Regions from separate parts of the Mus musculus genome. Here regions 1, 2, 4, 5, 6 and 7 are each linked to region 3. Evidence: chromatin loops called from intact Hi-C (ENCODE). Cell type or tissue: heart. All regions are shown on one strand. Region 1 has its middle 8.9 kb from the start of 4930483J18Rik. Region 2 has its middle 8.3 kb from the start of Cbx7. Region 3 overlaps Rps19bp1 (ribosomal protein S19 binding protein 1). Region 4 overlaps Tnrc6b (trinucleotide repeat containing 6b). Region 5 holds the start of Adsl (adenylosuccinate lyase). Region 6 overlaps Tnrc6b (trinucleotide repeat containing 6b). Region 7 holds the start of Gm24204 (a small nuclear RNA gene).

The links. Hi-C counts contacts between places; a loop is a spot of excess contacts. Peaks named below come from ENCODE experiments on the same cell type or tissue, not always from the same donor. Only the 100,000 strongest peaks of a DNase experiment are listed, where the experiment ranks them.
Region 1: it touches region 3 in a loop (2.6-fold over the local background); 3 of 42 quality-filtered maps call a loop at or near these places.
Region 2: a loop joins it to region 3, with 2.2 times the contacts of the local background. A loop is called at or near these places in 2 of 42 quality-filtered maps.
Region 4: it touches region 3 in a loop (4-fold over the local background); 6 of 42 quality-filtered maps call a loop at or near these places.
Region 5: it touches region 3 in a loop (2.5-fold over the local background); 6 of 42 quality-filtered maps call a loop at or near these places.
Region 6: a loop joins it to region 3, with 2.4 times the contacts of the local background. A loop is called at or near these places in 3 of 42 quality-filtered maps.
Region 7: a loop joins it to region 3, with 4 times the contacts of the local background. A loop is called at or near these places in 2 of 42 quality-filtered maps.

What each region holds. Positions count from the first base shown.
Region 1 is chr15:81,197,705-81,201,704 of GRCm38, forward strand. No RefSeq gene overlaps it. Among named protein-coding and RNA genes, the nearest start is that of 4930483J18Rik, 8.9 kb to the left of the region's middle. In heart, CTCF peaks have their summits at 946 (motif pointing left), 2,099 (motif pointing left) and 2,299; no DNase peak of the experiment used is centred here.
Region 2 is chr15:79,938,939-79,942,938 of GRCm38, forward strand. It overlaps a transcript of Cbx7 not described here. Among named protein-coding and RNA genes, the nearest start is that of Cbx7, 8.3 kb to the left of the region's middle. In heart, a CTCF peak has its summit at 2,188 (motif pointing right); a DNase peak (open chromatin) is centred at 2,173; H3K27me3 peaks cover 311 bases.
Region 3 is chr15:80,258,568-80,262,567 of GRCm38, forward strand. Rps19bp1 (ribosomal protein S19 binding protein 1) reads right to left here. Exons shown (of 4, transcript NM_175109.3): 3 at 2,730-2,827; 4 at 2,047-2,563. The coding sequence ends at 2,417. Among named protein-coding and RNA genes, the nearest start is that of Rps19bp1, 3.7 kb to the right of the region's middle. In heart, a CTCF peak has its summit at 2,325 (motif pointing left); DNase peaks (open chromatin) are centred at 114, 404, 2,314 and 2,742; H3K4me3 peaks cover 306 bases; H3K27ac peaks cover 826 bases.
Region 4 is chr15:80,796,622-80,800,621 of GRCm38, forward strand. The region is part of intron 4 of Tnrc6b (trinucleotide repeat containing 6b); the gene reads left to right. Among named protein-coding and RNA genes, the nearest start is that of Tnrc6b, 87 kb to the left of the region's middle. In heart, a CTCF peak has its summit at 1,998; DNase peaks (open chromatin) are centred at 1,320, 1,930, 2,840 and 3,330; H3K4me3 peaks cover 3,135 bases; H3K27ac peaks cover 3,576 bases.
Region 5 is chr15:80,946,266-80,950,265 of GRCm38, forward strand. It overlaps Adsl (adenylosuccinate lyase), which reads left to right and starts at 2,225. Exons shown (of 13, transcript NM_009634.6): 1 at 2,225-2,435. The coding sequence starts at 2,283. In heart, a CTCF peak has its summit at 1,996; a DNase peak (open chromatin) is centred at 2,216; H3K4me3 peaks cover 2,240 bases; H3K27ac peaks cover 1,703 bases.
Region 6 is chr15:80,868,891-80,872,890 of GRCm38, forward strand. All of the region lies in intron 6 of Tnrc6b (trinucleotide repeat containing 6b), which reads left to right. Among named protein-coding and RNA genes, the nearest start is that of Mir5113, 69 kb to the right of the region's middle. In heart, CTCF peaks have their summits at 1,667 (motif pointing left) and 3,681 (motif pointing left); no DNase peak of the experiment used is centred here.
Region 7 is chr15:80,086,941-80,090,940 of GRCm38, forward strand. Gm24204 (a small nuclear RNA gene) reads right to left here and starts at 1,613; the gene lies at 1,507-1,613. It overlaps Gm31134 (predicted gene, 31134), which reads right to left. Exons shown (of 2, transcript NR_168675.1): 2 at 3,793-4,000. In heart, a CTCF peak has its summit at 1,875; a DNase peak (open chromatin) is centred at 1,881; H3K4me3 peaks cover 325 bases; H3K27ac peaks cover 205 bases; H3K27me3 peaks cover 687 bases.

The DNA of each region.
Region 1 (4,000 bases), 940 kb after region 3:
GGCCAGACTTGAACTCACGGCACTCAGCCTGCATCTGTGTCCTGAGTCCTGGGATCGTGGGTGCTATCACAGCCACCACACCCAGGCAATAGTCTGATGGCTGGATTGGAAAGACTGTGAAATGGATTTGGGGAGCCGAGGCTATAGCTTAATGGCCTTTTTATTGTTTTGGTTTTGTTTTTTTTTTTTCACTTGTAGGGGATCAAATTCAGACATTGCTAAGCAAGTAGGAGTTCTGCCACTGATTTATATTCCAAGACATATTTTCCCCCTATGATCTACAAACCCTTTCTCTTGCTCTGAAATCATCCTTGAGAAGTGGCAATCACTTTTTAGTATTCCCATAATAGCACAGTAGGGAAACTGTAGCTGGCAACAATGAATCGAATGATTCAGAGTAACGGATAGAAAGGGCTTTGAATGTTCTTAACGCAAAGTGATGGATGGACGACGGATGGATGGATGGATAGACAGACAGATGAATACATAACCCAGTTGGCTGGATTTAAGCATTGCACATTGTATATCTGAGATGGCATATCACACTGTAAACCATAAATATATACAATTATAGTGTGTCAATTAAAAAGAGTTTTTGCCTGCTGTGTGGCCTGTGTGAGGTGACACGAGAGGATCAGGAGCTTGAGGCTATCCTCAGCTAATTATTAGATTGGGCTACAGGAGATCATGTTTCAAACAACAAAAACAGCTGGGCGTGGTGGCACAGGCCTTTAATCCCAGCACTCGGGAGGCTGAGGCTGGAGGATTGCTGCAAGTTTGAGAGCAGCCTGGTCTGCATGGTGAATTTTAGGCCAGCCAGGACTATATAATGAGACCCTGTCTCAAAACAAACAACAGGGGCTGGAGAACACACAGCTTTTGCAGAGCTGAGTTAGGGCCTCAGCCACACTGTCAGGCAGCCCACAACCTCCTGACGCCCTCTTCTGGACTCCACAGGCGTTGCACCCAAGTGCACATACACATTTACACATAATTTAAAAAAATCCTTTAACTAAATGAACAATAACAACACAACAAGGCTCTATTTATAATGTTTTTGGAGTCAGGAATGGTGGTGCACACTTTAATCCGAGCACTCAGGAGGCAGATCTCTGAGTTCGAGAACAGCCTGGTCTACAATGTAAGTTCCAGGACAGCCAGGGTTACACAGAAATTTCAAAACAACAATGACAAAACAGCAAACAAACAAAAACACACAACTAGACTCCTGTTGTTATCAAGAAATACCGTAGGTTTCAAACACTTTTTATTATTTTATTTTACTTTCATTTTCAAAACAGAGTTTCTCTGTGTAGCCTTGGCTGTCCTAGAGCTCACTATATAGACCAGGCTGACTTGAACTCATAGAGACCCACCTGCCTCTGCCTCCTGAATGCTAGAGTTAAAGGTATGTGCTACCATGCCTAGCCTGGGATCTATATCTTACTCAGCACCCATGAGTCTCTCTGTGTCCCCAACGCCATTTTTCAGTCTTACCTCCATCTCACAGATAAGAAAACGCAGAGGGTCAAACAAGTAAGGTGACCAAGTGTCCCAGTTTGCAGGGACAAAATAAAGATCCAAGACAGGACAAATTTCAAAGTATCATCTACAAGATACTTTGCACACTTGAATTACATGAGCCAGGCAAACGCACAAATGTTGGAGTCTATTTTATCATCACAAGCAGTATCTCCATCTCCCAAGGGCACACAGTGTTTTTTAACCCTGGTTCTAGGAATCAGAACTCTGCCACCAGTCCCTTGCTTGGCTCTCTTTGGGGACTTCAGGAAAGAACACAGATGTAGGGTGGTTTTGTTTTTGTTTTCTATGCTGATATTTTTGTTTCTGTTTCCGTTTTGCTTGCTCAACCAGGGTAGAGATCATGCAAGCTAGATAAGCCTTCTGTCCTAAAACATATTCTTACATTGATCTGTGTATTTTGAGCCAAGCCTCCAGAGAGTCACAAAATGGATGAGTTTTCGTCTGAAGAGTGAAGGAATCCAAACTGGAAGAGTCTTTGCTGGAGGAACGCTTAACTACAGAGATCTACAGAGATCTACTTTAAAAGATGTTCTTTGGCGCCCCCTGGTGGTTATGATCACAACATCTTTTTAGAATTTTGTGGGTTTGGGTTTTTTTTTTTTTTGCTTGGTTTGTTTTGTTTTTCAAGACAGGGTTTCTCTGTGTAACCTTGGTTGGGTGTCCTGAAACTCACTTTGCAGACCAGGCTGGCCTTGAACTCACAGAGAGAGAGATGCCTAACTCTGCCTCCTAAGTGCCGGGACTAAAGTTGTGTGTCACCACCACCACCACATGGGCCCACATCTTTTTAAAATTATTAACATTTTAGTCCTTTCAAAAGAGGTAGAAACAACAGCCAAGAAAAGCTAAAGTAAAGACAAACATGAAAGTTGCATGTTTCGGCTCAGGCATGAAATCGCAGCACTTGGAGACTTAAGCAGGAGGGTTGCAGTAGTTCAAGGCAAACTGATTTATAGCATGACTTCCAGCCAGTTAAATAAGGGAACACTGTTGAAAAATAAATAAACTAAACTGAACATTAACAGGATTTTGTGTATGAGTGTATGTATGTGTGAGTGTGTGTATGTATGAGAGAAAGTGTGTGTGTGTGTGTGTGTGTGTGTGTGTGTGTGTGTGAGAGAGAGAGAGAGAGAGTATGTGTGTATATGTGTGTGTGAGAGTGTGTGTGGGTGAGTGAATGTCAGTGTGTGTGAGAGTGTGTTTGTGTGAGTGTGTATGAGTGTATTTATGAGTGCATTTCTGTGTGAGTGTGTGTGTATGTCGGTGTGAGTGTGTGTGTGTATGTGTATAAATGTATGAGTGTGTAAATGTATGAGTGTGTGTGAATGTTTATGAGAGTGTATCTGTAAGTATATGTGTGTGAGAGTGTATGTGTGAGTGTGTGTGGGTGTATGTGTGAGAGTGTATGTGTGAGTATTTATGTGTATTTCTGAGTGTGAGAGTGTATTGTGAGTGTGTGACTGTGAGTGTATGAGAGTGTATGTGTGAGTATATGTGTGTGAGGGTATATGTGTGAGAGTGTGTGTGACTGTGTGTCTGTGTGTGTATGTGTGAGTGTGTGTGACTGTGTGAGTGTATGAGAGTGTATGTGTGAGTATATGTGTGTGAGAGTGTATGTGTGAGTGTGTGTGTGTGAGTGTAAGAGTGTGTGTGTGTGAGTGTGCATGTGTAGATCAGAGGAGGACCCCTGTGTCCTGCTCTATCACCCTCCACTTTATCCCATCTCACTGGAGCTAGGCTGATGATGGACTGCAAGTTGCAGCAATCCACCTGTCTCTGCTCCCCTACATAGCATATAGGCGTCACAAGCACAATTGGTCACATCCAGATTTGTTTTAAAACCCAGACGCTGGGGATTCAAACCCTGGTCCACCCTCAGCAAGTCCTCTTACTCCTTGAGCCATCTATACAGCCACAGTTGTGGATGGTTGGTTGGTTTTCTTCTCTTAAATGAAATCTGCCCAAGCTGCAGTAGTGCAAGGCAGGGAGACTCAGGGCCACAGTTAAAGCACACGCTGAAACAGCGCAGTCATCAAAACTCATAAGATTTCACTGCAACACTTCAGCAAGCCAAAATTAATGCAAACATCCACGACACAAAATACTATTTTTGGTTTTTGGTTTTTTTTAAAGATTTATTCATTTATTTATTTTATTTATATGAGAACACTGTAGCTGTCTTCAGACACACCAGAAGAGGGCATCAGATCCCATTACAGATGGTTGTGAGCCACCACGTGGTTGCTAGGAATTGAACTCAGGACCTCTGGAAGAGCAGCCAGTGCTCTTAGCCCCAAGAAATTCTGTCTTAACAAACAAACAACATCAAGGATGGCCACAACTATAAAAAAAAGAAAGTGAAAAGAACAAAAAGGGTGTGTGTGGGAGGGGACAAAACCAAAACCTAAACTACAAAATTTCTAGAAGAGAATATTTGTGACCTTCATTAGGAAAG
Region 2 (4,000 bases), 320 kb before region 3:
GCCTCGAACTCAGAAATCTGCCTGTTTCTGCCTCTGCCTCCAAAGAGCTGGGATTAAAGGCGTGCGCCACCACCGCCTGGCTCAAATCATATTATTTTAATTTCAAATTCTACCTGCAACTTGTATGTACAGTTTACAATAGATATTTATCTGATAATGCTTTCCTAGACAGTAGGGCAACAAAATAGAAACGGGCGGAGGGACCCTTGAGATGGCCCAACAGCTAAAAGAGTCTGCCACCGAGCCCGAGGACCCACGAGGTGGAAGGGGAGAATCTGCGCATGCGCACTACGGCTTGCGCATGCCCAACAGTCCTACAAGGTAGCAGAACATAAAGCAAACAAGACAGCGTTTGATTGACATGAAAAGGGACAAATGAGGCAACGGGACAGAAAGGAGAGTCTCCCCGCCCCAATATCCACAAAGAGGGAGGGAAGAGGAGAGAGAGGGGCTGAATATAGAAACCTATAGATTATGTGTGTGCGTGTGCATGGGGAAATTATTAGTCAATGGGTCAAAGATATTTCTAGCAAATGGTCCTAAAATTACTGGGTGTCCTTGTGGGAACGGTTCGGACGGGGGGGGGGGGGCTACTGACTAATAATGTGGACTCTATGTGGTTTAAAACTTAATGTAAATGATAAACTCTGGAATGTTAAGATTAAAAATATAATTATGGGGAGAGGTGGCTCAGAATCTAGGAGCACCTGTTGCTCTTGGGGAGGACCTGGGTTCATTCCCAGCATTGTGTGGTGACTCACAGTGGTCTGTAATTACTGTTCCAGAGGAACAAATGAAGAGAAAACTCACTCTTTTTTTTTTTTTTTTTTTTTTTTTTTTTTTTTTTTTTTTTTTTTGGTTTTTCGAGACAGGGTTTCTCTGTATAGCCCTGGCTGTCCTGGAGCTCACTTTGTAGACCAGGCTGGCCTCGAACTCAGAAATCCGCCTGCCTCTGCCTCCCGAGTGCTGGGATTAAAGGCGTGCGCCACCACGCCCGGCTGAGAAAACTCACTCTTAAGTGGGTCAGTGTGACAAATGTACTCAGTGAGGAGCCACATCTAATTCCCACTGCGCGGACGGACGGTCAGTGTAATTAAAGACGAAGCCCAGCATTCTCAGCGCCTGTCTCCAAGAAAGAACCCATGCTGGATTCTTCTGAAATACAAACACGCTTCTCACGCCTTCAGAAAATTGAATTCACATATCAACCATAAAAACGAAACTACACTGGTGGTGATGGTGAATGCTTTTTTTGGTTTGTTTTTTGTTTTTTCGAGACAGGGTTTCTCTGTGTAGCTCTGGCTGTCCTAGAACTCACTCTGTAGACCAGGCTGGCCTCAAACTCAGAAATACGCCGGCCTCTGCCTCCTGAGTGCTGGGATTAAAGGGGTGCGCCACCACCACCCGGCTTTGGTGAATGCTTTTAACCCCAGCAGAAGCACGAAGATCTCTGAGTTTGGCCAACGTAATTTATAGTTCTGGGGCAGCCAGGCTCCATAGAGAAACCCTGTCTTGGGGGAAAGATGAAGGAGAAGAAGGGGGGAGGAGGAGGAGGAGGAGGAGGAGGAGGAGGAGGAGGAGGAGGAGGAGAGGAGAGAGAGGTGAAATCAGGAAGAAAATTACCAATCAGCTGAGTTTGCTGTCCTTTTCATGGCTCACATCATTTTGCATTCTGGCCTCCTCCATTGACTAGTATTACCCTCTTCTGGTCTTATTTCTAAATGTTCTACTTCACCCACACTTATAGCTATCGACACATATACATGCATACATCAAAGGCTAATAAGATCTGCTGCATCTGAGGGAGAACATTCATTTCTTTTTCTTTCAAAAGTTTGGGTCACGCTGCTTAATAATTACACTTTCTGGGTCCATCGGTTTTTATTCTTCAAATTTCATGGCTCCCTCTCCCCTTACAGAGGATCCACACATCTTATTTTATATATACTCACCACACATCCATTCACCCACCGTCCGTCATCTAAGCTCCTTCAATGTTTGCCTCGTGAATAGAGAAGCACTAAGTATCAACGCGCACGTGTCATGGTAGCAGGACACGGAGTTCTTTGGGTATGGGCCCAGGAGTGAAATAGCTGGGAATCATCTATCTAGCTGGGAATCACCCCCACTCCCCTATCCCTGCCAAATTTATTATGTATAGCATTCTGCCTGCATATATGCCTAGAGGCCAGAAGAGGGCGCCAGATCTCACTATGGATGGTCATGAGCCACCATGTGGTTGGTTGCTGGGAATGAACTCAGGACAGCTTAAAAAGCAGTCATTGAGTGCTCTTAACCTCCGAGCCATCTCTGTAGCCCCAGGAAATCATTTCTTAAGGAGAAAAAAGAGAGCATCCAGATGATGGCGCATGTCTGTAATCCCAGCAACTCAGAGGTGGAGGCAGAATAGGAGTGCAGAGTCATCTTCAGCTACAAAGCAAGAAGTCTGCCTGGACCGCGAAGAAGCTCAAAAAAGTGTGGGGCTGGAGAGATAGCTCAGTGATTGAGAGCTCTTACTGCTCTTGCAGAGGACCCAGGTTCAGTTTCTAGCGCCCATATGGCTGCCAACCATCATCTGTAACTTCTACCATACATATGCCTTGGCACATGCATGCCAACATACCTTTGCACAACACTCAAAATAAATTCAAATTTTTGGATGATTGACAGAGACACTGGGAATTGATCTCCGTTTCCGCGTGTACATGCGTGCATGCGCACACAGGCACACGAACGTGTGTACATACACAAAGCAAACAAAACGAACCCCACAAATGAGCTATAACTTCACCCCTACTTGACTGGCATCTGATAGTGCTGCACGTGCTGACATGCACAGCTGGCTGCGGCAAAGGCGAGTGTACTGATCCCTTGGGAAATCTTTGCAAATCTTGGCACACCTGAACACATTCAAGCCTCCCCCAGTGGTCTTCCTGGGACATTCATTCCTCAGGGTGACTCTTCCAAATGCGCGACAGAAAGCAGGTTTCAAAATACTCATCAAAACAATATTTATACCACCCTGATCTGGAAACAGATCCTAAATCTCCAAACTGGAAACAGCCCCTAAATCCTGGAGGTCCGACAAGTTAAGTCCAAGCTATTCACACACTTGGGTCATGACACAGACTTGAAACCGAATGAACTACAAGGGGCATGCAAGAAGCCAAACAAATCTTTTAAAATACTGAACGGACAAAGGCACTGAGCTGCCTCTCCACCTCCAAAACCACGCGAATGATGCACTTACTCAGCACGCACAAAGCCGTCTGGAGGTGCTGGGCGCAGTGGCTTACTAACCCTAGCCTCTGTCCTCAGAAAGTAGAGGCAGGAAGATGGAAAGCTCAAGGCCAACTTGGGATTCCTAAGATCTATCACAAAACCACAAAGGAACCAACAAACCCAGAACTAACTAGTGATGGTAAAACCATGCAAATAGCGAGGGCAGGGGGTGCATGAGCTTAGCCAGGAAGCTGCCATCACACAGTGGCTAGCTGTGTGGGCCGTAGAATGACTGTGGATGTATCATAATGCAAAAATACAATTGAAATGGTTTTAAATCAGAGCTAGGCTAGTGGTGGCGTGTGCCTTTAACCCCAGCACTCAGGAGGCAGAGGCAGGCAGATCTCTGACCTCATGGTCAACCTGGTCCACAGAGCCGAGTTTCAGGACAGCCCAAGGCTTCACTGAGAAACCCTGTCTTGAAACACCAAAACCAGGTATGGCTGAGGGGGGAAGAGACAATCCAGGCCAGGCATAGCACCAATCCAGATCCCACCAGACAGAGCCAGCTGGGAAGGCAGGCAAGGAGCAGGGGGCCTCGGCGGTTCTGGGTTGGGCTAAGCAACATGAGGCAGCCTCGCCAAGCCTGCCGGGAGAAGGACAATGCAGCTCAGCAGGTAGTGCTCCAGGATGAAGATGGATGGCTTGTGAGAAATGACCATTGACTTTGGGGGCTGAGAAACACTAACCCAACATTTATCGTTTGAAGAAACAACTG
Region 3 (4,000 bases):
AGCTAGGCTGTAAGTAGTTAAGTCTCTGCAATGAGACCCAAGTGCACCTACCCAGGCAGTCTATGGGATGGGCTGGAGATCTTGGCCACGGTGGGTGGCAGGTACATGTTCAAACCAGTACCCAGTGACATGTTCAGAAATAGACCAGCTCAGGTTTGGGGAATTGCAGAGCAGACCGCTGGACCTCTCGCCTAGTCCTTTAAGAACAGGGAACCTAACCAGCTCCAGATGCACCTTGAACTAAGCCCTCCCTACCCCTCAAGCAAGAACACTCGAGGCCAGGCTGGAGTCCTGGTGGCTGGCCCTGAGTCCCCAAGACCTCTAGTAGCAGTCCTGCTCCACTCTCTGTAGCTCCCTGGACTCACAGGGGACCAGGCAGTTGTGGATGGTCCAGGCCACAGCAGAAGCCACAGGAAGCATGGGGGGTGGGGCAGCAGCTCGCCCAAGTCCAGATTACCAAATTTTTAAACTGGCCTATTTTTAAATATTTAAACTTGGGATGCCTTAGTTGGGGTAGGCTTCCCTTTGCTGGACCCCTCCATTGACTTGAATGTAACAACCGGTGTTTTTTTATCGGACCATAGGTTGGCAAGCACTCCATCTTTTCCTTCTCGGCAGCTAAGAGGAGGCCTTATACCAGGAAAGGTACAGGATTTCTGCTTGCATCCTCTAGGTGACCATGTGACTGAGGGTGTATGCTCCCTAGAAAGGGGCCCTAGAAAGTAAGCACTGAGCTGTTGGCTAAGCATCTTATTTGAGGAGGAGAAAATGAGTCCCCAAGGCCACCTGAATTTGCTCTTCTAGTCAGCAAAGCCCAGCAAGCATGCAGAAAGGGGTGGAGGATTTGAAGACCACCACCCATGTCCCTTTGAACAACCCATGTCACAAGAGGACAAAACATGCCATGGAAGGCCCAGAGCTCCCATCACTAGCCTATATTAAAACACACTCCCTCCCTCCCGTTCCTGTTTGCTATGACCTCCTGGATGGATTGGATGGCCATGCCTTCCAACAGGCAGAGGTCACCGGAGGCAAGCAGACTCCATGCTAATTCTGCTCTGCTGTAGGCAGTTCTGTGTTGCCATTTGAGAGCCAATGCTGCTTAAAGGCAAAGAAGAGTTGCTTGGAGCAGGGACAGTGAACCTTGTTCTCTTACTGAGGACAAAGCCCTGCCTTGTCAGGGGCCCAATTAGGGAACTGACCGATCGTCACTGAGACAAACCTCAGGAGTCCCAGTGAACAGAGAATGGAGGAGGCAGGCTCAGGGGAGAGGATGGCGGTGTGGAGGCCACCAGTTGTCTCCTTAGGAATGTGTCCATCAAACAAACAAAAAAAGCTGGGCAGTGGTGGCGCATGCCTGTAATTCCAGCACTTGGGAGGCAGAGGCAGAGGCAGGCGGATTTCTGAGTTCGAGACCAGCCTGGTCTACAAAGTGAGTTCCAGGACAGCCAGGGCTACACAGAGAAACCCTGTCTCAAAAAAACAAAAACAAACAAAAAAGGAATGTGTCCATCTGCACTGAGGGGTCTCCTGGTCCCTGTGACAGGTCAGTCCTTCCCTTGCCACTTGTTCTCCCCCAGTGTGCTCATTCCACACGATCTTTCCTTTGTGACTGGCACTGCACTGCTGGAGAGTCCGGTTTGCTCTGAGGGGCACAACCATAGCTTTCACTGCGGTCCTTGGTTGGGTACAGACTTTATGCAAACCTGTAAACCTGCTTGCTGAGGACTCCGGAAACCATGACCTAGGCCCAGATATCAAATGACATACGACTGACTTTCTGCTCTCCACTGATGCCATAGCAGATCCCAAAATCCAGCAGGGTGGAGGTGACCTTCCTGTCCACTTCCTGGGCAACTCTAGCAGCTACAGTAACTGTGCCCAGAGAGGAGGCCCTCGCTGGTAGAAGGAAGTCATTTATGCTGGGCCAAGGCTGGGGACTTTAACACGGAAACCTAGAAGAACCGAGATCCACACTGAGATGGGAAACACATTGTAACACACACACACACACACACACACACACACACACACACACACTTGAATCCACATTTGCCCAAACTCACATTTATTTATTTGAATTTCCAGCTCCTTGAGGTGGGGTCTGAGTGGGCCCAGTACCAAATAGCCCTGATAACCAATCCTGGTCATAGCTGGCAGGTCAGAATCTTTTCTGGCAGGGTGCTGATGGTTCCGCCAAACTAGAAGTCCACTTCAGTTTGAGGGAAAATTTGCTGCAGGGCTTGCAGCTCTGTTCCAGTGTCCCTGGGATAGCAGCATATGGCTTCCTGAGCCAGGCTAGTTTTGCACTGCCACCTGCTGGTCGCTCGTGGCACAGCACTGCAGGGACCCAGGACAGCAGAAGTCCAGCCAAGGAGGGTTAGTGTCTTTTGTCCCCACCATTCCTCCAGGAAGTCTAGCTGCCAAAATATTCCCTCTGGAACTTCTGGAAGTCTTCTTCAGTGAACACAGTGCCCTCAGCCTTCTTCTTCTTCTTCTTCTTGTTCTTCGTCTTGGCCACTAGCCGATCACAGGCTTTTCGGCCTTGGTTCTGCTGCAGGATCTGAAAAGGTTCAGAGTAAGGGCACAGGACACCCATCTTTGGAAGCACAGATGGAAACCTTTGAGCCCACAGGGCTTATGGCTCAGGGCAGGGCTGAGAACCGCACGGACTCTGAAGGACAGCCTCAGTTATCACCCAGGTCCCTAAGCTCACACCCTCGACAAACCTGCTGGGTCACAGACTCTGGCACGGTGCTTCTCATGCTGGTCATAAACTTCAGGTTTGCTTTGAGGTGGTCTCGACACTGCCGTTTCTGGTACTCAGCTGTGGGTGGCAGGCAGGGCATGTCATTTCAGACTCATTGTACATTAGAAGCCTTCTGGGTCCCTTCCCCTGCCCAAGGCCCCACTGTCCTTTCCCTAGAAGGGAATATTTCACAACCTGGTCTCTTCTAAACCAAATCTACATTTCCCATAAGTACTGTCTGCTGCAAATCTCATAGACCCTATTGGATAGCATCAGTTAGTCACGTGACTGTCCCCCCCACCCCCCCAAACCCACAGGGTTTCTCTGTGTAGCCCTGGCTGTCCTGGAACTCACTCTGTAGACCAGGCTGTCCTCGAACTCAGAAATCTGTCTGCCTCTGCCTCCCAAGTGCTGGGATTAAAGGCGTGTACCACAACGCCCGGCATGACTGTGTCTTAAGCCAGGCATGGCACCTGTAATCCCAGCACTGGGGAGGCCAAGATAGGAAGACTGCTCCTAGCTACACAGTCAGATCAGAAAGGGTTATGTTTAAAAACAGCATAACAAAAATCCACCACCACCACCAAATAACACAAGGTCTACCCTGAGCATAACTGTGCATCAGGCACAAAGGACACATGAGCTCCTGTTTTCATTTCTACAGGGAAGGAACTGAGAAGAACAGTAACACACATTTTAGAGGGTTTCCATTTTCTTTCTTGGGGGTTGGAATTTCCGGAGTACTGGGATTAAAGGCGTGTACCACCACCATGCCCGGCTATTGTCCTGCCTACCCATTATGTACTAGGCAGTAGACCAGCCACGAGGACCATGGAAAATCCAGGGTTGGGGATGGGAGGTTAGTCCTGTGTCTTGAGGAGTGCTTACCTCAGGACAGGAGTGAAGGGAACCCCACTCCTGTCCTCCAGTTATTGGGATAACTGGGCAGGGAGGGAGGCACCTTGACATGAACTCGTGCAAACCACTAGTGTCTGTGCATGCCTCCTAGCTCCACCTCTGTTCATAGTGTTTCCTCTTGAACGACATAGCTTTTAACAAGGACTCCCAGGCTGGGTGCAGTGGTGTGTGCCTATCATCCAGTGCTTAGGAGGCTGAAGCAGGAAGGCTGATTTAAGGTCGTGGCTAGCCTGTGCTATATCATGGCTAGCCTGTGCTATACAGTGAGGTCCAGGCCTGCCCGAGCCAAAATAACTCCCCCCCCCCCCCCCCGCCTCCAAAACTGGGAGAAAC
Region 4 (4,000 bases), 540 kb after region 3:
TCTGAGTGGAAAAGTGGAGGGGCATAGCGTAAAGGCATTAAAAGCCAGAAAGACAAAACACTTAGCGTTTCGATGGATTTAACAGATTCTTTTGCAAGGCAAGCCTGCCTTTAGAGCCCTTGGTTCTCTGCTGACTGGCCACTCAGCCTAGTTTGTTTGGGAGAAGCACCTTGGCCAGCTTACTATTTCTGCTTCTTTATGTCTGGAAAGAATCCTTAAAATAGATAGAATGGATAGGGATTCCTGGAGATTTCTGGCATTCATTCCCCTAAAGTACTTATATTTGTTTGTTATTTCTGTTTAGCCCAGCTCTTCTGAGTAGAGCGCTAGGTGATTTCATTGATAAATTCATTCAGCTGCTATTTGGAGTTCAGTGTAACACCTTACTGAAGATGGGGAAGACAGTTGAATGTTTTTAGGGAAAGACCAACATTAAGCAGTTTCTGTCATAAAACGAAACACTGCAGTAATAAAATGTGTACTAGGAATTTAGCAAGAAGGCCTGGCTTGGAATGGGAGGCTCAAAAGATGCTTGCTTGCCGGGCGTGCCTTTAATCCCAGCACTTGGGAGGCAGAGGCAGGCGGATTTCTGAGTTCGAGGCCAGCCTGGTCTACAGAGTGAGTTCCAGGACAGCCAGGACTATACAGAGAAACCCTGTCTCGAAAAACCAAAAAAAAAAAAAAAAAAAAAAGACGCTTGCTTGTTTTGGTAGTGAGTGACTTTTTGGGGCAGGGTCACATGGTATCTCTGGCTTACCTGGAACTTGCTATACGTAGAACAGAGATCCATCTGCTCCTTATACTGGGATTAGCAGCGTGCACCACCACTCCTGCCTGGTGACTAACTGAACCAGAATAAAATGAACAGAGCCAGGAAGGCAAAGAAACCAGGGTCAGTAGTTTGAGCACTGGCTACTTTTGCAGAGGACCTGTGTCCAATTCCCAGAACCCATAACTACAGCAGCTCACAACTGTCTGTAATTCCAATTCCAGGGGATCCATCATACTCACACAGACAAATGCAGGCAAAACACTTATATGTACATAACAAAAAAATTTTTACGGAAGAAAGAAACAAATAAACTAAGGTATCATGACTTCCCATCTCCACTGCACACCTGCCAAAACAGAGACGGGGTGGGGGTGGGGCTGGGATGAGGATTGGGGGCTGGATTTATACTTCAAGCCCAGTGAAGATGTCTCTGAGGAGGAGGGACTAGGGCCGCAGGAAGGCTTTAATTGAGTGCCTAGTCTCTGAGCGCCTTCCTCAGCAGAGAAGGGATTAAAGATGACTCAGAGCTGCCCAGCCTGGAGGAATCCAGTGGTGAAGCCCTGGCTTAGTCTTTACTTAGGTTTGGGGGAGAGGCTACGGAGTGCTGTACTCACACAATAGGCGCCAAGTTCAGGCTCTCCCGCTCTCCCTTTGCTGAGCGTTCAGATATCAGGTGCTGCTTAACCTCCCTGAACTGACACACAGTTTATGAGTGGGTAGAGTAACTTCCTGTCTTTTTGTGTATTTTAGAGGTAGCTAGAAATCAGCTGTGTCCTGTTTCGTTTTAATTTAAAAACTAAATTCTCTTTTTGTTTAGGTAAAGCTTTGTTTAAGCCCCCTTTTAAAGAGCAGTTTGCCAGTCTGTTCTTGCCCAAACATCTAGAGAATAACTAGCAAGGAAGCCAAAATCAGATCCAGGATCTGCAAGCATCGTTAGCAACTGAGCATATTTCTATAAACCAATAAAGGTTTTTCTATTTTGTTCATCTGTTACCCTTATGGTGTTGCCGCTTTCACATGCAGTATCTGTAGGCGGGAGTATAAGTAACAGCATAGCACAAATGAAAGCCGGTGGAAAGGGGCTGCTTTCGCTTTAAGGCAGCTTCGACTCCAGCTCCCTCCCCTTTCCTGATTGACAAACCTACCCGAAGTCACGTGATCCGCCTCTATTTGAAGGTCACAAAAAGCTGCTTCCTTTAGAGACAGAGGGGGAGAGAGAGAGCAGGAGGGAGAGTGAGCGAGAGAGTTAGTTCAAGCCAAAATGGCCGACAGAGTCTCTGCTGGTTTCTGAATATTTAAAATACAAAATACAGATAGACAAAAAGAATTCATTTTTTGGACCTTTTTTCATTTCCATTTCTACCTTGTATGCCTCAATTTGCTGGATTTAAGCACTGCTGCACTTTATGAGGTTGGTAAATATTTTCAATTTTTAAAAACCAATTGATTTATATGGATCGTGTCTAACCGTTTGCACTAGTGGTGTTGCAAATCGACATTTCTCTAGCATGGAGACTGGCTTCAGACAGTTGGCGAATCTGTAAATCATACTCGGGATGTACTTTTGGTTCAGCATTTTAGAAATGGAAAAGACTTGGTAAAATATTTAAATTTTGAAGTAATTTAATTGCACTTTTAGTTTATATGTAGCTTTTTATCGTTTCTATCGTGCAAATAAACGAAGCTGTGAGTAATTGAAATTTGATATTTAGAAAGAGGTTTTTTTAAAAACACAAGCCTCTCCCTCCCCCCCTTAAATCTGCTGCAAAAATTTGCATAAATATAAATGGGTTTGCATTCTTTCCGCTGCTAAGGCCGACAAAGGATCAGGGAGGACTAGCCCTAGAATGGGAAAGCTTCTCTCTCTCTCTCTCTCTCTCTCTCTCTCTCTCTCTCTCTCTCTCTCTCTCTCTCTCTCTCTCGCAGACCAGGCTATCCTTCCTGGAGCTGTGAAGAGCCTAGAGTGAGATACATTTTAAAATAGGGCCAGCGGGTTACTGAACACACCAGGTTTGGGGTTCTAAATTCCCCTTCTTGAAATGCAGGCAGTATGTGGCTCACCCCTCTCTTCTGCGCGCGCTCCTTTGCACTGGGTCCCAGTGTGTGTTCTCAAATGTGCAGCCAGATGCGCTTTTATTTTGATCGTGGCTTCAACCAAATGGTAGGACTGTCTTGTAAACACGATTATTTTAAAGATATAAATGGCTCTTTACTCTGTTTAGAAATTGTTTCTTTACCAGTTCTTCGTGTACATTGGTCTCCATTTCACATGAAATAAAATATTTTGTTTAATGTTAGATTTTCAATACCAGCTGAGTGTTCGATGTGTGCCTTTTGGACATATATTTGTTGTAAAGTGGTCATTTGGGATCATAAAATCGAGTGTCTGTGTGATTGTTAGTAACCCTGAAAGTGCGGTTCCTCAAGTTAAATTCCATTACTCCTAATGCAGGATTCTTGAAGCCTGCGAGCAGGCTGGAAAGAAAGCCGAAAACTTGCTTTCTCAGGGCCGCCTCCCCCTATCATTGTGAGAGTGTGATGTAATGCCTCTCGCTCTGTGTGCTGAAAAGACTGTAGTTTGTGATGTGGCGGGTAAATTACCCCCACCCCTGACAAAACCCCTCCCCCTCCCCCGGCAGATCCTTGGCTCTGAGAAGCCTTGTTTTCTTTCCTCTCTTCTCCTAATTTGTGTCCCCTTTGATTTGTGCTGTGGCATATTGGCAAGAGAAAGATACCATTCTTCTAAGTCTGCTACAAAGTATAGTTTAGAAAAGACATTTAAAATATGCAAACGGTCATATCCCCATTAAATGTGTAGACTTGGATTAAAGCTAATTAAGCATAAATGGAATAATTTTGATCAGAAGGGGTTTTTGGGGTTTTTTTTTGTTGTTGTTTCCCTTTTAATTAATCTAATTATGATATGCTAACCAGCTGGGCCTTAAAGTGTTCAAAAAATAAAATGGGGAAACTGCTGGACCAATTTGAAAATTTTGACAGTGTGGAAGAGGGTGTGTAGTGCTTTCAAAAGCTTTATTCACTGTTAAAATGGGTTGGCCTCTCGTGCTGAAAATGGCCTGTTTCTTTGGGCCAATTGTGTGTAGATGAAGGGACTTTTCACGCTAATTTAACAAAAAGACTTTCCATTTGAATACGTAAGGATAATTAGTCTTCTGTCTCAGAAGAGCCATCATTTTATTATTTTTTAAAGTAATGTTGTTGTTATAT
Region 5 (4,000 bases), 690 kb after region 3:
GTTCCCAGCCGAGCAGTGTGAGTGGTGGCTTGAGGGGAAGGGGGGAAGAGTTGAAGAATGGAGGAGGAAGTTGACCAAAGTGCTAAACACTTCCATCAGCCTGGATGGGTAAATGAGTACAGGAGAAAAGGGAGAGGGAAAAAAAGAGAGAAATAGAAGCAATTGGGTGCAAAATGAAAATGATATAAGATGCGCACTGGAAGCCAGGTGGTGGCTCACACCTTTAATCCCAGCACTCAGGAGGCAGAGGCAGGCTGATCTCTGAGTTCCAGGCCAGCCAGGAAGAAACCCTGTCTCAAAAAAAAAAAAAAAAAAAAAAAAACAAGAGATGGGAGCAGACAGGAAAGAGGAGGAGGAGACAGAAGTTACAATGGGATACTAGGCAAGCAGAAGAGGATACTGGTTGGGCCCTTCGTCCCAGTCAGAGATCCAGCATTTTCTTCTCAAGACAGGGTTTCTCTGTGTAGCTTTGGCTGCCTGGAACTCGCTCTGTAGACCAGGCTGGCCTCGAACTCACAGAGATCAGATGACTGCCTTTGCTACCCGATTGCTGGGACTAAAGGCACGTGCTGCCACTACTTGGCTTTGCTTGTCTTCTTACCTCACTGTGCCCCTGGGGGCATCAGCCATAGTTTTCAGGCAAGAATTCTAACTGCCAAGAGATTAAATAACTTGCCAAAGGGACTGGACCGACATCCATGGAGTTGCTGGGAGTGGTTAGTGAGGAGACAAGCCAAAAAGCAGGGGCCTCCACAGTAACCAGAACTAAGGTAGCTGATGATATTTAGCAGAAGTCCATGCATTAAAAAACAAAAACCAAACAACAACCACCACAAAACCACCTGGGCTGGTGACCCATGCCTTTAATCTGAGCACTCAGGAGTCAAAGACAGACAGATCTCTACATAGTGAGTCCCAGGCCAGTTAAGGCTACAGTGTATCACTCTGTCTCGCAAAAATAAAGTCAGAAAAGGAAACAGGACCAAGTAGAAAGCTAACAGCTGAAGCTACGGTTTAATGAGGAAAAGTAACCAGAGGCCAAGTGAAGCAGAGTCGGGAGAGAGCACTACGGAGCCTGGAGCCTGGAGCCTGGAGCCTGGAGCCTGGAGCCTGGAGCCTGGAGCCTGGAGCCTGGAGCCTGGAGCCTGGAGCCTGGAGCCTGGAGCCTGGAGCCTGGGAAGGATTGGCTCTGCAAGGATCTCTGTGGAAGAGAACAGTGAGCTGCTACAGCATATCCAAGCAACTATACCCCCGAATCAGTCCAGAGTACAAAGTTCCAGGAACACGTTCTTTTCAGCATACATCGGCCCACAGCCTCCAATCCAATCGAGGACCTTGGGCGCAGGTGTCTGGTAGGTTTATCTGATGTACAAACTATTCTGGCAACAGCTAAGTCTTAAGCTCAGGAAGAGGAGACACTAAGGAGCGGTTGTGTGGGGAAGAGGGAGCAGTGTTCAGATCTAATGTACCATGCCTCGTGTGGGTCTCTTTATGTTGCTGGACGAGGCTTTTTGTTTTCTGTTTTGTGTTTGTTTGTTTGTTTGTTTGTTTGTAGACAGGTTTTCTCTGGCTGTTCTGGAACTCGCTCTGGAGACCTGGCTGACCTCAAATTATTATTATTATTTATTTTTTTATTTTTGTTTTTTTTGAGACAGGGTTTCTCTGTATAGCCCTGGCTGTCCTGGAACTCACTTTGTAGACCAGGCTGGCCTCGAACTCAGAAATCTGCCTGCCTCTGCCTCCCGAGTGCTGGGATTAAAGGCGTGCGCCACCACGCCCGGCTATTTTTTTTTAATGTATGCTATTTTCAGCTTTATTCTGATACAAAAACTTTGAATTTTTTGTTCTCGAGCCACCACGCGTGGAATAATTCTGACAGGCTGCTTTCCGGAGATCGGAACCAGCACCGCGGTTTAAGAGTTTCGGTCTCCAGCTGAGCCTGTCTCCAGCGGGACTGCAGTACTCCAAGTGTCCACTAGGGCGCCTTCCTGGCGTCCCTCCGAATGCCTCTGCAACTTTCCTTTCTGGGTTAAACGCGGGTCTTAATGTGCCTTCCTCAGATGGAAAAACTGAGGAGGCACAGCGTGGGGCAGAGATTCGTAGAAACCAAGAGAAAAGCGTTGACCCTCAGGGGCGACGAGCCAAACTTGAACCATCTTCGCCTTCCAGGCCGGCGTTACACACGGGGCGGGGCCTTGGGAGGAAGTCCCGCCCCACGCACGCCACCCTTCCGCTTTTGGCCCTGCTGCTGGTGTCCGCCGCGTCCTGGTCGCGTGTTGAAAATGGCTGCATCCGGCGACCCTGGCAGTGCTGAAAGTTACCGTTCTCCGCTGGCGGCCCGCTACGCCAGCCGCGAGATGTGTTTCTTGTTCAGCGACAGGTACAAGTTCCAGACGTGGCGGCAGCTGTGGCTGTGGCTGGCGGAGGCCGAACAGGTAACTGGCCGGGCCTCTTGTCCCGAGGGAGGTCACGGCCCGAGCACCTGTTGCCTCGGCAACAGTCCCAGAGCCCTGCACATCCTTTGGAGGACTTCGGTTTGGGCAAGGCTATGTGTGTTTGCGTCCTCCCACAGCGCATTTCAAGTGGAATGCTACTTATACCTTTGCAGGCTCAGGGGGAAAGGCGCTTCCCGCCAAGCTATCCGACATGAGTTTGAGCCGGGTTCAGCATGGTGAGAAAGGCGAAACCTGACTTCTATTAGTTGTCCTTCGACTTCTGTGCGCTCACACATGCACACACACACACACACACACACAGAAAACAAGTAGATTATTCTTTTAAAAAGTACGTTGCAAACTTGATGGTCATTTTTCGCATGAGCACGAGGAGGGCATAACCACCACGAAATGCACCCTTAGGATTGTTATGCCGGGCTGGTTGTTGTAGTTCATGGGCATCACAGCTAGGTCGGCCTGTTGGTTGCTTTCTGCCTTTGGGAAAGCTTATTTGGTGCCTTCAAAATTGTTTCTTGTGTTCTTGCCTTCTTGTCCTCTCGTCCCTCCTCCCTCCCTCCCTTCCTCCTCCCTCCTCCTTCTTTTTCTTCCTCCTCCTCCTCTTCTTCTTCCTCTCTCTCTCTCTCTCTCTCTCTCTCTCTCTGCCTTTCTCTGTCTCTACTACCGTTGCCAGTGTCTCCTTAGCTTGTAAGTGCCCTCAAGCTGAAACTGAAGTGTAAGGTTTATCTGGTCTACAAATTGCTTGACGCATACACAGCTGTGAATATGGATCATCTGTTAGAGCACCAACTTAGTAGCGAGAGGCAGATGTGATACTTAGCATGAAAGGATTATTTTTCTGTGTAGTTCTGTGGCTGCATGTGGATATGGGCTTGTGTGAGTGCAGGCGCCACTGGAGGTCAGATGATGCTGTGGAACTGGGGTTACAGGTGCTTTTGAGCAGCCACGTGAGTGCTGGGAACCAGAGTCAGGTCTCTGCAGGAGCAATGAGGACTCTTATTTGCTGAACCATCTCCCCAGCACATGTGTTAACACCCCCACCCCACCCCCAGCATTTGGGAAGCAGGGGCAGGTGAGTTTCTGTGAGTTTGAGGCCTACCTCCTACCTCATCTATATAGCGTGTTCCAGGCCAGCCAGAACAGCACACTGAGACCTTGGCTCAAACACACACACACACACACACATACACACACACACACACACACAAACCCCACGCATGACTGGTGAAGTTGGGGAAGTGATGAGGAGCTGAAGAGACACTTCAGTGGGTCAGAGCATTGGCTGCTCTTCCAGAGACCTCTTCCTTTCCCAGCAGCCATGGGGCCGCCGCACACAGCCATCTGCAACTTCAGTTCCAGGGGATCTGATGCCTTCTCTGGCACACATGATATTAAAAAAAAAGGAACGACAGATTAGGAGTAATACTTAAGATTCCGGTATGGGAAGTGTGTATTTGTATGGGTGTGTGCGTGGTGGGGGCTCACAGCTGGCTGACAGCTCTGTGGAAGAGGTTCTCTCCTTCCGCCTCTGCAGGAGTTCCGAGAGT
Region 6 (4,000 bases), 610 kb after region 3:
AAATCCCAGAAACCACATGGTGGCTCACAACCATCCGTAATGAGATCTGATGCCCTCTTCTGGTGTGTCTGAGGACAGCTACAGTGTACTTACATATAATAAATAATAAATCTTTAAAAAAAAAAAAAAAGCAGAAGCCGCTAATGTCCTACACACCAAATCTGACCTGCTTATTTTTATGCTACCTGTAAGCAAAAAGAGCAAAAAGAATTCTTTAGGTTTGTTTGTTTGCTTGTTTTGTTTTTGTTTTTGTTTTTTAGTATTTTAAAGAACAGTGTCTGAGAATATAAAATTGCTGGCTCACTGTCCTTAAGTAAAGTCTTGAACCACAGCCGCTTTCTATGGCTGCTTTCACTCTCCTAGTACCCAGTTGATTTGTTGAAACCGAAACCTTATGTCCATTGAGTGCTAAACATCCACTGTTTAACCCTTGCTCCACAGTGTGGAGGACCCCAAAGGGAATGAGGGAAGACTGAAGAGCTAGGCAGAGTGAATCTCAGAAGAACCAGTAGTCAGGGGCTGCAGGCATGACGGCCAGTGCCAGATGCCCTCTAGGCTGGCAGTGAAGACATTGGTGACTGCAGGAGGGAGATGGTGAGTGCAGAAGCCAGTGTGTGAGTAGAAGGTGAAGAAGTAGAGACAGTGGTAGGCAGCACTGAGAATCACATAATATGGGCTAGTCACCTGTGCATAGGTCAGTCTTTGAGATTTCTAAGTTGTCATCCTAAAATAGTATATTTCCTAAGGTTTTAACTGGTTTTGCTTAGTTTTAGTTTTGGTTTTCTAGTACTGGGGATTGAATCTAGAGCCTCTTGCTCACCACAGAACTATATCCCTAGCCCTCTTACAAGTATATGTAGATGAAAAGGGTGTGTGCGTGTGTGTTTGGTCCCATTAAGATAAAGGAACCTTCCAGTCTGGGCCAGTGCCCTGAGCAGACCCTGAGTGAGAGCTCCGTAGCCAGTCCCACAACACCCAGAGGAGGCCCCACTCCCAGGTGCTCTAACATGCCCAGGATCACAGACTAACAGGATCCCAAGAGCTTGGTCACACCAGGATCTCAGGATCACAGAGACAGCTGAACTGGAACCACAGGAAGGACAGGCTTCAGTCAGATATAACAAGGGCAGGTAGCACTAGAGATATCAGATGGCGGGAGGCAAGCACAAGAACGTAAGCAACAGAAACCAAGGTTACTTGGCATCATCAGAACCCAATTCTCCCACCAAAGCAAGTCCTGGATACACCATCACACTGGAAAAACAAGATATGGATCTAAAATCACTTCTCATGATGGTGATAGAGGACTTTAAGAAGGACATAATGACTCCCTTAAAGAGCTACAGGAGAACACAGGTAAACAGCTAGAAGCCCTTAAAGAGGAAACAACAACAACAAAAATCCCTTAAAGAATTACAGGAAAACACAAACAGGCAAAGGAAATGAACAAAACCATCCAAGATCTCAAAGTGGTAATAAAAACAATAAAGAAATCACAAAGGGAGACAACCCTGGAGTTAGAAAATCTAGGAAAGGGGCTGGAGAGATGGCTTAGCAGTTAAGAGCACTGACTGCTCTTCTAAAGGTCTTAAGTTCAAATCCCAGCAACCACATGCTGGCTCACAACCATCCATAATGAAATCTGATGCCCTCTTCTGGTGTGTCTGAAAACAGCTACAGTGTACTTACATATAATAAATAAATAAATTATAATAAATAAATAAATCTTTTAAAAAAGAAAACCTAGGAAAGAGATTAGGAGTCATAGATGCAAACATTACCAACAGAATACAAGAGATAGAAAAGAGAATCTTAGGTGCAAAAGATACCATAGAAAACATTGACACAATAGTCAAAATACAAAAAGCAAAAGGCCCCTAACCCAAAACATCCAGGAAATTCAAGACACAATGAGACGAGGAAACCTAAGGATAATAGGTATAGAAGAGAGCAAAAATTTCCAACTTAAACGGCCAGTAAATATCTTCAACAAAATTATAGATGAAAACTTCCCTAACCTAAATAAAGATATGCCCATGAACATACAAAAAGCCTACAGAACTCCAAATAGAATGGACCAGTAAAGAAATTCCTCCTGTTACATAATAATCAAAACACCAAATGCACAAAACAAAGAAAGAATATTAAAAGCGAAAAAGTGAAAAAGAACAAGTAACATATAAAAGCAGACCTATCAGAACTATACCAGACTTCTCACCAGAGACTATGAAAGCTAGAAGATCCTGGGCAGAAGTCATACAGACCCTAAGAGAACAAAATGCCAACCCAGACTACTATGTCCAGCAAAATTCTCAATTATCATAGACAAAAAAAAAAAACAAACAAGATATTCTATGACAAAACCAAATTTACACAATATCTTTCCATAGATCTAGCCCTACAAAGGATAATAGATAGAAAACACCAATACAAGGAGGGAAACTGCACCCTAGAAAAAGCAAGAAAGTATCTGCTTTCAACAAACCCAAAAGAAGATAGCCACACAAACATAATTCCACCTCTGACAACAAAAATAACAGGAAGTAACAATCACTTTTCTTTAATATCTCTTAACTATCTTTAATATCTCTTTAATATCAATGGACTCAATTCCCCAATAAAATGACATAGACTAACAGACTGAATATGTAAACAGGACCAAGCATTTTGCTGCGTACAGGAAATGCACCTCGGTGACAAAGACAGACACTACCTCAGAGTAAAAGGTTGAAGAACAATTTTCCAAGCAAATTGTTCTAAGAAACAAGCTGGAGTAGCCATTCTAATATTGAATAAAATCAACTTTCAACCAAAAGTTATCAAAAAAGTTAAGGAAGGACATTTCATACTGGTCAAAGGAAAAATTTACCAAGATGAACTCTCAAATCTGAACATCTATGCTCCAAATGCAAGGGCATCCACATTCATAAAAGAAACTTTTCTAAAGCTCAAAGCACACATCACACCCTCACACAATAATAGTGGGAGACTTCAACACCCAACTCTCAGCAATGGACAGATCATAGAAACAGAAACTAAACAGAGACACAGTGAAATTAACAGAAGTTATGAACCAAATGGATCTAACAGTTATTTATAGAACATTTCATCCAAAAGCAAAAGAATATACCTTCTGCTCAGCACATCATGGTACTTTCTCCAAAATTGGCCATAGAATTGGTCATAAAACAGGCCTCAACAGATACAAGAACATGGAATTAATCCCATGCACCCAATCAGATCACCACATACTAAGGCTGGTCTTAAATACCAACAAAAACAACAGAAAACACACATACACATGGAAGCTGAACATTGCTCTCTCTACTCAATGATAACTTGGTAAAGGAAGAAATTAAGAGAGAAATTAAAGGCTTTTTAAAATTTAATGAAAATGAAGACTCATCATACCAAACGTATGGAACACAGTGAAAGCAGTGGTAAAAGGAAAACTCATATCTCTAAGTGCGTTCAAAAAGAAAAAGAAAAGAAACAAGAGAGCTTATACTAGCAGCTTGACAGCACACCTGAAAGCGCTAGAACGATGGCTCAGCGGTTAAGAGCACTGACTAGTCTTCCAGAGGTCCTGAGTTCAAATCCCAGCAACCACATGGTGGCTCACAACCATCTGTAATGAGATCTGATGCCCTCTTCTGGTGTGTCTGAAGACAGCTGCAGTGTACTTACATATACTAAATAATTTTTTGTTTTAAGAGCTCTATAACAAAAAGAAGCAAATACACCCAAGAGGAGTAGAGGTTAGGAACAAAGTCAGGGGTGAAATTAACCAAATAGAAACAAAAAGAACTATATAAAGAATCAACAAAACCAGGAGCTGGTTCTTTGAGAAAATCAACAAGATAAGGTAAACCCTTAGCCAGACTATCCAGAGAGCACAGAGACAGTACCCAAATTAATAAAATCAGAAATGAAAAGGGAGATATAGCAATGAAATATATCTTAATTATTGTTTGTTGAATATTAACAGTTGAAAATATTA
Region 7 (4,000 bases), 170 kb before region 3:
TTCTCACACAACAGGTTCATGGATCATGACTGATCCATGATCAGGAGCAATGAGGCTGTTATTTGTTTGTTTGTTTGTTTTACATGTATGTGTCAGTGTTTGAACACGTGCACTTGAATGCAGGTACCCAAGGAGTCTGCAGGCAACAGATCCCTCTGGAGCTGTAGTTATAAGTTATGAGCCACCCAGCGTTACTACTAGGATCTGAACTTTGCCCCACCACAAGAGCAGTATTTGCTTTTAATCACTGGGCCCTCTCTCCAGTTGTATTAGTTAGGGTTTTACTGCTGTGAACAGACACCATGACCAAGGCAACTCTTATAAAGGACAACATTTAATTGGGGCTAGCTTACAGTTTCAGAGGTTCAGTCCATTATCAAGGTGGGAACATGGCAGCATCCAGGCAGGCATGGTGCAGGAGGAGGTGAGAGTTCCACCTCTTGTTCTGAAGGCATCTAGAAGAAGACTGGCTTCCGGGCAGCTAGCACAAAGGTATTAAAGCCCATGCTCAGAGTGACACACCTACTCCTACAAGGCCTAGTCTCAAGTACCTAAAAGGCTGACACTTGAACTTAAGTCTGAAGCAAGCCTTGAACTAATTCTCTAGTCTCCACCTCCCAAGTTCTAGGACTACAGCCAACCTGAGGAGGGTTACACAAGATATTGTGAAACTATGATCATTTGCCACGGTGCTTAATAACAAAGATGAAGTTAATCCGATGGGTGACCAGAGCTGCTGAAAGGATGTCCTCCCAGAAGTCTTTGCGGTTTAAGGTTACCACAGCCTCTGCGCAGGCTCGTGGCTCTTGTTCACTCATTGGCATTAGCATTTCAGCAGTTCCCAGAGCTTTAGGGACGGTGTGCCAGGAAGAAGGACCAGGACCCGACAGATATCACATATCTCTTTCACAGGGGCAGTTAGATAGGATGAATACATCCATCTGTAGCTGACTGACAAGGGCCCATCATATTGAGTGCTTGTGGGAGTCCAGTGGGTGGGTGTTAAGGCACCCAGATGGCTCCTTATATTCTGCTATATTCTTCACGAACTGGTCTATGCCTTAAATCCAACATTGGTAAGAACTCTGGGAGTTTCAGGCCAGTTTGGTCTACAAGTCCCAGGACAGCCAGTGTTGGACAGTGAGATCCTTTTTTTTGTTTGTTTGTTTGTTTGTTTTTGGAGACAGGGTTTCTCTGTGTAGCACTGGCTGTCCTGGAACTCACTCTGTAGACCAGGCTGGCCTTGAACTCAGAAATCTGCCTGCCTCTGCCTCCCAAGTGCTGGGATTAAAGGCATGTACCACCACCACCCAAGCGAGATCCAATTTTCAAAGTAGAAACAAAACAAAATGAAGACACTCACATTTGCTACCTGTGCAACTTTTTTTTTTTTTTTTTTTTTTTTTGGTTTTTCGAGACAGGGTTTCTCTGTGTAGTCCTGGCTGTCCTGGAACTCACTTTGTAGACCAGGCTGGCCTGGAACTCTTTTCTTTTCTTTTTTTTTTTTTTTTTATGGTATGCTTCACAAATTTGCGTGTCATCCTTGCGTAGGGGCCATGCTAATCTTCTCTGTATCGTTCCAATTTTAGTATATGTGCTGCCAAAGCCAGCACTTGTGCAACTTTTAAAAATAAAAAATAAATATGAGGGCTAGCAAATAATAAACACGAGGCACTTTCCATGTCTGATGTCCTGAGTTCAGTCTTTGGGATTCATTTAGTGGAAGAACAGAAGCAACTATTCCCAAGTTGCCTTTAGATTTCCACGCACATGATAAATAGAATGATAGCAAATTAAAAATAGGGGCTTGAGAGATGGGTCTGTAGTTAAGAGTACTGGCAGCTCCTCCAGCACCCACAAGGTGGCTCACAGTGGTCTGTAACTTGAGTCCCAGTGAATCCAGTGCCCTCATTTGGCCACTGTGGGTACTGCACATTTAGGCCACACACATGATGCAGGCAAAAAAAAAAAAAAAAAAAAAAGAAAGAAAAAAAAGAAAAGAAAAAAGAAAAAAAACATATGCATAAAAATAACTAAAATGTTCAAAAGCTTTTAATTAAAAATAATTGGAAAAAAAAAGTCGGGCGTGGTGGCGCCCGACTTTAATCCCAGGCAGAGGCAGGCAGATTTCTGAGTTTGTGGCCAGCCTGGTCTACAAAGTGAGTTCCAGGACAGCCAGGGCTACACAGAGAAACACTGTCTGGAAAAACCAAAAAAAAAAAAAAAAAAAAGGAATAGTTGTTCGCCTAGTCCCTTACTGTTGGCATAGTTTACTCCTGTGCCTGTCTTTGCCCTGGCAGTTCAGATTTGGAGCTGACACTCCAGTGATCTCTCAGCAATACTCTCTTCCTTGATGCTGGCTGGGTTCTTACCTTGTCTTTTCTGCATCTATTTGCATTTCCGTAAGCCTGCTTCTGATACCTCTTCAACTATGTGGTAGCCTTTCCTTTATTTATTTTGTTTGTTTGTTTTTGAGACAGGGTTTCTCTGGGTAGCCCTGGCTGTCCTGGAACTCTGTGTGTAGCCCTGGCTCTGCTGGGATTAAAGGTGTGTGCCACCGCTGTCAGCCATGCCTTTTAAACTGCACGGTCATTGTGTAAACCACATATACGTAGATAGGTTGATTAGTTCATTGATTTCCCGTGTGCCGGGTGACAAGCGTGTTAATATGAGTAATTGGGATTGGAATAAAATCACCTTGGCTAGATTACCAAGGTGTAGGCGGCATACTTGTTGTTGAAACTGCTCCACCCTGTGAATTTATTGTTATGAGATAAATCGTGGAAAGATATGAACGTGTTCATCTATGTGTGCCATAGAACTCAGGACAAGGTACATATGGGCAAGAGGAGGATATTTGTACAACATTCAAGGACTTGTAGTAAGTACCGGTGCTGGCTGCTCAGCCCAGGAACCTCCTGACCACACAGTTTTGTGCTTCAGGGAAAATGCTTTGTTAGATGTGATGGCTAATGCCTGTGATCTCAGGACATGGGACTGTCCCGAGTTTGAACTGAACACGGGCTATACAGTGAATTTAGCAGTTAAGAGCACTTGTCCTTGCAGTGGACCAGAGTTTGATTCCCACACAGTGACCCACAAAGGTCTGTAGAGCTCCAGGTCTAGGGAATCCCACACCCTCTTCTCACCTCCTCAGGCAATGCATTTATACGATGCTCATATGAACATGCAGGCAGACACTAATACAAGACAAAGAGAAAATAAAAATGAAAAAAAGTCTTCCAATGTACAAAGTTATAAAGATCTTCCCTTGTTTTCCTCTAGACGTTTTATAGGATCATAGTATAACAGCTGCCTCAGACCTGAAACTCCATCACAGGGATAAAGCAGCAGGAGGAATAGAAATTCAAAACCCATCCCCCTCCTCCCGGTGAATTCCAGAGGCCGGCCTCTACAAGCCACTCTGTCTCAAAAACAAAACAAAAACAACAAATAAAAACAACGACAAAAGCCCCCGAGAGAGCCGGGCGTGGTGGTGCACGCCTTTAATCCCAGCACTCAGGAGGCAGAGGCAGGCGGATTTCTGAGTTCGAGGCCAGCCTGGTCTACAGAGTTCCAGGAGAGCCAGGGCTATACAGAGAAACCCTGTCTCGAAAAAAACAAAAAACAAACAAACAAACAAAAAAAGCCCCCAAGAGCCCCAAAGGGCCAACTATGTTGGGGTTGGGAGGGGGTAGAGTATATTTATTGACCACCTACTGTTTGTGAGGCCTTTGGATATAAACAAAACCTGACCAGCAGGAGCACACAGACAGAGGAGACAACGGAAGAAATAAGTACATAATTAATTATTGGATTAAGGAAAGGGATCGGGAGCTGTGGTGGAAGGGGAAGGGAGTCTCAGGTCTGTTTTTTTCCCAGCTTTTGCCTCCCTTACAGCGCCTTCCAGGTCAGGGGGCGCGTGCATGACATCATCGGTGGAGCTCGGCGGCTAGGTGGTTCTGGGGGCCCGAGAAGGCTGTGCAGATCTCTTAGAGAG